3 separate regions of the Homo sapiens genome follow, and regions 1 and 3 are each linked to region 2. A link is an interaction called in ENCODE POLR2A ChIA-PET data of the cell type or tissue named here. Cell type or tissue: HepG2. All regions are shown on one strand.

What was found. ChIA-PET counts read pairs that join two places held together with the same protein. Peaks named below come from ENCODE experiments on the same cell type or tissue, not always from the same donor. Only the 100,000 strongest peaks of a DNase experiment are listed, where the experiment ranks them.
Region 1: POLR2A ChIA-PET joins it to region 2 with 5 read pairs; 1 of 35 experiments calls an interaction of 5 or more read pairs at or near these places.
Region 3: POLR2A ChIA-PET joins it to region 2 with 6 read pairs; 1 of 35 experiments calls an interaction of 5 or more read pairs at or near these places.

Annotation. Positions count from the first base shown.
Region 1 is chr3:195,163,646-195,166,145 of GRCh38, reverse strand. All of the region lies in intron 2 of XXYLT1 (xyloside xylosyltransferase 1), which reads left to right. Among named protein-coding and RNA genes, the nearest start is that of XXYLT1-AS2, 17 kb to the right of the region's middle. In HepG2, no CTCF peak of the experiment used is centred here; DNase peaks (open chromatin) are centred at 155 and 1,275.
Region 2 is chr3:194,164,641-194,167,140 of GRCh38, reverse strand. No RefSeq gene overlaps it. Among named protein-coding and RNA genes, the nearest start is that of HES1, 30 kb to the right of the region's middle. In HepG2, no CTCF peak of the experiment used is centred here; a DNase peak (open chromatin) is centred at 1,340; H3K4me3 peaks cover 337 bases; H3K27me3 peaks cover 338 bases.
Region 3 is chr3:194,493,268-194,495,767 of GRCh38, reverse strand. It overlaps a transcript of ATP13A3 not described here. Among named protein-coding and RNA genes, the nearest start is that of ATP13A3-DT, 7.4 kb to the right of the region's middle. In HepG2, no CTCF peak of the experiment used is centred here; DNase peaks (open chromatin) are centred at 677 and 1,317; H3K4me3 peaks cover 450 bases.

The DNA of each region.
Region 1 (2,500 bases), 1.0 Mb before region 2:
AATGTGTGGGGACTTCTGCTCCATGGGAAGGGGAGAGTCTGTATTTCCAATGAAAATTGGAGCCTGGATTCTCAGCACAGGGGCCAGTCCTGGACTTCCCCACCTTCCTGTGTCATTCTTATCAGACTCATAACAGGAGGGGCTCCTCTCAACCTTGGTAAACAGAGATGAAAGCAATGAAACTTCACCTGTCAGGGAGGAGGCAGCTAGAGAATGGGGACAGTAAGCCCTGTGTGTGAGGATTCAATGAGGCAAAATATGTAAAGTGTGTAGTCCAGTACCTGAGATATAGGGACTTAATTATCTCCTAGATGATGCTAGATCGTCCATCTTTTTTAGAAGATATAGTATCAACAGCACTAATATAACGATGATGATAGATCGTCCATCTTTTTTAGAAGATGTAGTATCAACAGCACCAATATAACGTGACATTTTGTTAGGATTCCTGGCTCAGGAGACAGGAAAGCTGAAGAGCCATTTGACCATTGGCTAGTCAGTTTGCAAACTGTCACAGGGTAAAAGATATTTGCTACTGAAAAGATTAAGGCCATATTTTTTCCTCCTGCTAGAAAAGGTCAGAGAGGTATTTCTGGACTCATAAAGTGGAGAAACATTTTTCTGTGCTGTGATGTGGGTTTCTTCTAGCACAAGGGATGATGTGGGGCCATTCTTTCCACACCCCTCCATGGTCCCAGGGAGAAGTCAGGCGCTGTGGCTGGGGGTGGACATCTTCCTCTCGCTGAGAAGCCGGCTGTTCTCTGCCTGGTCCTATTTGCCCTTTCTGGGAGAGGATCTCAGGAGTTTGCGCCTCTCTTGGTTGTTGGTGCTTCCGCCGTAGTTGGCTGGAGGAGGCTGAGGAAACCCTGTAGCCTGCGACCCTGTAGAGGATGGTAGGAGGCTGGAGAGCACCACCTGGAGAAGAATGAGTCTGCTGGGGGAGAGGAACTGAGACAGTGTAACTCCAGGGAAGAGTGGCGGATTCATTGTTCACAATGGGGAGAACTGCTGCCAGAATACAGAGACCTTCATGTTAGAGACACGAAAGAGGTAGCCAAGGTGCTAGAACTTGAAAACAAAATGTTTTCATGTGTACACAGGAAGGCGGGGAAGTCCAGGACTGGCCCCTGTGCTGAGAGTCCAGGCTCCAATTTTCACTGGAAATACAGACTCTCCCCTTCCAATGGAGCAGAAGTCCCCACACATTTCACCACCAAGAAACCCGCTTAGTCACTTCCCATAACGGACTCCATCATTGCAAAGGTTCTGTTTACCAAACTGCACTTCAGCACTAACTAATTTGTGTTTGCTTAGGCATTGTAGTCAAGGACCCACAGATAAGCGTCCACATCCATCATGAAATGTGTTTTCAGTGTCAGAATGGAACAAGGTCATGGTCACACAAGAGGTTGGCCATCAGAAACAATTTCAGGAGGTGTCAACCATCTTGGTATGGTATGGGTACCCCAAGGTGAGGCATCCTGCTCACAGAACTCTCTGGGCATTGCAGAAATAGTTGTGGGGTTGTGATCCTACTCTGAGGGTCTGTATTGCTGGTATCTGGCCACCTCTGGCCTGGTCCTCCTTGCTAATGACCATGCCTGGATTCCAAGGGACCCAGTGGGACACAAATGCAGGGAGGCAAGGCAGGGAACAAAGAAGGAACAAAGTGTGAGGCAGGGGACAGAGGACAGTAGTCCTTCAGGATGGCAGCCTGGGGCTGGCAGGCACGGATCTTGTTGATAGACCAACTGGGGACAGCTGAGGGCTGAACAAAGGTCTGGAGGGGAAGCAAGCAAGAGTCCATGCGGAAACACAGCAGCGGCTCCACTGCAGCAAGGAGGCTCCATGAACAGGGAAAGGGGATCTGGATGTGGGGCCAGTGACATGGACTTAGTTCCCATCTTGCCACTAGTGACCATGTGACCGTAGCAACACCTAATCTCTTTGGGCCTCTATTTCTTGATCTGTAAAGTGGGTGTAGTTACTTCTTGCCTTCTGTGGGAGTACTGCTAGTTCCTGCTCTATATCAGTTCTTTCCTTTCTTATTTACAACTGCATCCCATTTATTTGGGGGTAACCTTTTGCCCATAAAAGAATGCATTTCACAGCTTTCATTGTAGCTAAGTGTCGTCACATGACTAAATTTTGTCTAGTGAGCTATGAGAAGAAATGTTAAAGACTTCCAGGAAGGATGCTTAAACAGTCTGCCTCATTGCAGGAAGCAAAGTCAGGGTGTCTTTTCTCTTTGGTCCTTTCAGTTGCCTGGAATGCAGCCAAGTTGGCTGGAGCCCCAGCAGCCCCTGTCTTGCACCATGAGGTACCTTGAGGATGGAAATGAGATCTAGGATAGCAAAGGAGAAAAGCAGAAGTCGTCTGGGTCTTTGATAACTTCATGGAGCAGCCATGCCCTCCGTGGATGTGGCTTAGTTATGCTCTTCTCTGTGTTGAAACTGTTGCTGCTAGAGGTGTTCTGTGATATGCAGTTAAACCCAGTCCA
Region 2 (2,500 bases):
AGAGGAGTGGGGCAGCGTGGAGCTACAGGCTCTCATCTCTGGGATGGTTCCAGCTGTAATAAGTGAGCCCAAGACTCTAACGTAACAGGAAAACTCCACTGGCTCCAGTGATTAGGAGGGACCCCGCCCACAAGGACGCTGTTGGCCCCTGTTGCCATCTGCCTTTGGACGTGTTAGGAGGTAAAGAAAGGTCCTTTTTATGTTAAAATCTCACTACCTCTGAAACTGCCCTACAGAAATCCCATCATTCCCCTTCTCTCTCTTTTCTTGGCAACACTAAAAGTCCTTTGTAAACATCCTCCCTGAAAAGCCTCTGTAGATCTGTCCGATAAACTTCCAAAGCGGGGGGCGGGCGAGCGGGCGGGTAGTTTAAGCTCCTGCCTGGGAACAGATTGAATGTAGACAGTTTAAAAGATTATTACATTTGGAGAAGTAGCTGAAATCACCAAGCTTGAAAAGGTGTGAAGGAGCAGCAGAAAGGATACAGTCCTGGTCTGGCTATGCAGGGCTTTTTTTATTTTCTTTCCCTAGACCCCTAAAGCTGTGAGGAATCTTGTTGCTAATCAGAAGGAAGAAACCCAGGCTCTTGGTCCTAAATGCACACAATTATGAAAGCAAAGGCAATGAAACATTAAAAGATGTTCCCAAAGTATGTCAGAGCTAACATACACACCACTCCAACCAAACTGAATTAGCCCAACCAGTCAGAAGTGCTTTTTTTTTTTCTTTTTTTTTTTAAAAAAGAATCTGTTGGCAAATGTGTCTCATTTATCAAATCCTTTCATTTCCCCTTCTCCCCAGCCCTCCTTCACAGGTCAAAGGAAATGCACTGGTCTATTGAAAGATATTGATTTCCTCCCACTGTGAGATTCCTAAGGAACCTCATTGAAAGGAGGGATAAAGATCCTGGTGGGTTTCAGGGACAGCTCTCTTACTTCCTCTTCTCCTACCCTGGCTTCTTCCCATTGGAATGCAGCTAGTTTCTTGACTTTTGGTGAATACTAGGAGTTTCCCAGGAGACATTGTCAGAGACTAGATGGAGGTTACTCCAAGGTACAGTGGATTAAATGCTGCACTGGATGGAGGTGGGACCAGAAGACCCCTAGGACTCCTCTAGCTCTAAGGTCCTGTGGACCAGTCTTTCAATTCTACCCCAAAGGGCCACTTACAGTTCAGAAGCAACTGATACAAGCCTCAGGAAATTAGACTTAGATAGATATTGACCCCCTCCTCTCACCCAGATGATCAAATGGCAGGTGTGGACACTTGTAAGGACAGCAGTGCCTTGTAAGTTAGTCGGGCCGGATGTTGAGTGACGATTGTGGGCAATGCTGGGCTAGATGATGTTGAAACAAAACAAACATGCAGACAAAAACCCTTCTCTTTCTCTTTGAGTAGCGTCTCTTTAGCGAGACCATGACTCTGAGCTCCTAGATGACATACTACATCTATTTTTTAATATTAAATTTTATTGAGGTGTGATTGGCATGAAATAAACTGCACATAAAGTATGCAAGTGATAAGTTTGGCCTATGTGTACAACTGTAAAACCCTCACCACAATCAAAACAGTGGATATATCCCTTCCCTCAAAAGTTTCCTCACATCCCTTTAGGATCCTTTCTGCCTCTCTGGCACCCTATCTTCCCTCCCCCAGTCTCTAGGCAACAGCTAATTTGCCTTATGTCATTGTAGATTAGTTTGCATTTTGGAGAATTGTAAAAGAACGGAGTCATAGAGGACATATTCTTCTTTTTCTGGCCTTTTTTACTGAGCATAATTATTTTGAGATCCATCCATGTTGTTGCATTTATCTGTAGTTTATTTCATTGTATTCCTACATAGTAATCCATCGGATGGATAATATCACACTTTGTTTATCCATTCACTTATTGATAGACATTTGCATTGTTCCAGTTTTTGACTGTTACAAATAAAGCTGCCTTGAATATTTTATGTACAAGTCTTTTGTATCGACATATGCTTTCAGTTCTCTTGGGTAAATACCTATGAATGAAACGGCTGGATCACATGTTAGGCATATGTTTAACTTCTTCAGAAATCATTTCTTGAAATAGTTTGTACCATTTTATATTCCAACCGGCGGTATGTGAGAATTCTAGTTACTTCACATCTTTGCCAATGCTTGGCATGGTTAGTCTTTTCAGTTTTAAACAGTCTGGTGTGTGTGTGTGGTGGGTTCGTATCTCATTATGATTTCAATTGCATTTTCCAAATGACCAATGGTATACATCTTTTCATGTGCTTATTTGCCATCATATTATTTTGGGATGAAGGGTCTGTTGAAATCTTTTGTCCATTTTTTAATTGGTTTGCTTTTTTTATTATTGAGTTTGCAAGTTCTTCATATAATCCGGATACAATTCCCTTATCAGATTTGTGATTTGCTAATATTTTCTCCATTTATTTTCTTTTTCTCCAAAGTTTTTTATTCTCAAGGCAGTGTCTTTTGAAGAGAAGGTCTTAATTTTTTTTAAGGG
Region 3 (2,500 bases), 330 kb before region 2:
GCTGGCTATTAAATTTTCAGGAATTTGAGCCAGGCGTGGTGGCTCACGCCTGTAATCCCAGCACTTTGGGAGCCACGGTGGGTGGATCTTGTGAGGTCAGGAGTTCGAGACTAGCCTGGCCAACATGGTAAAGCCCCAATCTCTACTAAAAATACAAAAATTAGCTGGGTGTGGTGGTGGGCACCTGTAATCCCAGTTACTCAGGAGGCTGAGGCAGGAGAATCACTTGAACCTGGGAGGCGGAGGTTGCAGTGAGCCAAGATGGTGCCATTTTACTCCAGCCTAGGCGACAAGAGCAAAACTCCATTTCAAAAACAATAAAATAAATAAGTAACCATAAAAATTTTCAGGAATTTCGTGAAGCAGTAGGGAAACTCTTGGTAGCTTGAAATTGGCTGTGGTGGGAGCATTTACACCATGAAATTGGCAGGGGCCACACAGTCAGAGTTTTCAATCTCTTAGAGAACTAGGTTATCAGCACACTGGCCCGACGCCAGCAGTAAGCACTCCTCCAGGAGGGACCCCGTGTCCTGAATAGCTAGTTGGTAAACAATATTCAGTGGCACGTGAACTGCCACATCCTAGGGCATCATGACCTCAGAAAAATGCCAAGCGCATGCTTTTGCCTCATGGCAGAGGCAAACAGTTTTTACATGCTTTGTTTAGAGACAGAAACAAGTCAGTGATGGCCATGGACTGTGATTTGTAGACATCTGACTTAACAGTCCTGCTCTCTGTTCCCATTCCAGTACACACACACACACACACTGGCCTGCATAGGTCAAGCTAAATAGGAACTGAATGGCTTAGGAGGCACTAAAAGAAAGAGAGATAGAGCTTGTTGGGCAAACATCATAATCATAATCAAAGTACTTTCTTTTCTTTTTTTGAGATGGAGTCTCCCTCTGTCGCCCAGGCTGGAGTGCAGTGGCATGATTTCGGCTCACTGCAGCCTCCACCTCCCAGGTTCAAGCAGTTCTCCTGCCTCGGTCTCCCAAGTAGCTGGGATTACAGGCGCCTGCCATCATGCCTGGCTAATTTTTGTATGTTTAGTAGAGACAGGGTTTCGCCATGTTGGCCAGGCTGGTCTCAAACTCCCAACCTCAGGTGATCCACCTGCCTCAGCCTCCCAAAGTGCTGGAATTACAGGCATGAGCCACTGCGCACAGCCTCAAAGTACTTTTAATGGACAGTTTTTCTAGGAAAGGCAATGAGTGCTGTGTTTGTTTTGTTTGCTTGTTTTGCCATTTTTTAATGGCAAAAGGTCTTCATAATCTAAACATGTGACCTCTAACCTTTTGTGGAGGCAGCAGAGGGAATACAAACAAGGGCTGAACTCAGTCAGAGATTCTTAGATAAGACACTCCCTCTTGTGAAGTTGTGAATCTCATTTTTCTTCTCTATAAAAGGAGAATCAAAACAATTCCATTGCTAGTCTGACATCGTGGTTGTGAAAATCAATGTTAACTTGTTCTCCACTTACTCAGCATACTTTCTGACTACCGCTGTGTGCTGTGAGGGGCTGAGGATCCAGATGTGGCTGAGGAAGGTCCTGGCTCATGAGGAGGTGGAAGTCTGGGTGCTTAAACAGATAATCCAGAGTTTTGATGCGAGATGAACTCATTCTGGTGAATCACTCTGGCTTCATTTGGTTATAGTGGTCAAGAGTTTGGCCCTGGAGCAAAGTGTCTGGGTTTGAATCCTGGCTGTGCTTTCGGGTGAGTTATTGAACACCTCTTTTTCCATTCTGTAAAATGGGATTTTTAAGCTTTCCTCAATTTGTAAGCAGAAATAATCTTCCTCAATTTGTAAGCAGAAATAAGCTTTCCTCAATCTGTAAACAGAAATAATAGTACCTCCTTCCTAGAATTGTTATAAAGGTTAATGAGATCATATATGTAAAGTTTCTTCGTCTATGAAAATGAACAGAATAGTCACTACTACTTTTAGTGTTGGCATCGTTGTGATGATTAAATGAGATAACATATGAAAGTATTCAGAACCTTAGGAAAAAAACATGAATAAGGTAGACTCATGGAAAACAAAAACACTAAATAGGTGCTTATTCAAGGTTGTAAATGCAGTGAGACAAATATGCACTAAAGAGGGATTCTTTTTGTTTTGTTTTTTGAGATGGAGTCTTGCCAGGCTGGAGTGCAGTGGCGTGATCTCAGCTCACTGCAAACCTCCACCTCCGGGTTCATGCGATTCTCCCACCTCAGCCTCCTGAGTAGCTGGGATTATAGGTGCCTGACATCACACCTGGCTAATTTTTGTATTTTTGGTAGAGACGGGGTTTCATTATGTTGGCCAGGCTGGTCTCGAACTCCTGACCTCAAGTGATCCACCTGCCTCGGCCTCCCAAAGTGTTGGGATTACAGGGGTGAGCCGTGCGCTCAGCTAAAGAGGGATTCTTAGCCTGGGAGTCAGGGAAGGCATTTAGAGATGATATCTGAGATCGTAAATTCATTCATTCAGTCATCCATCAGGTGCAAACATT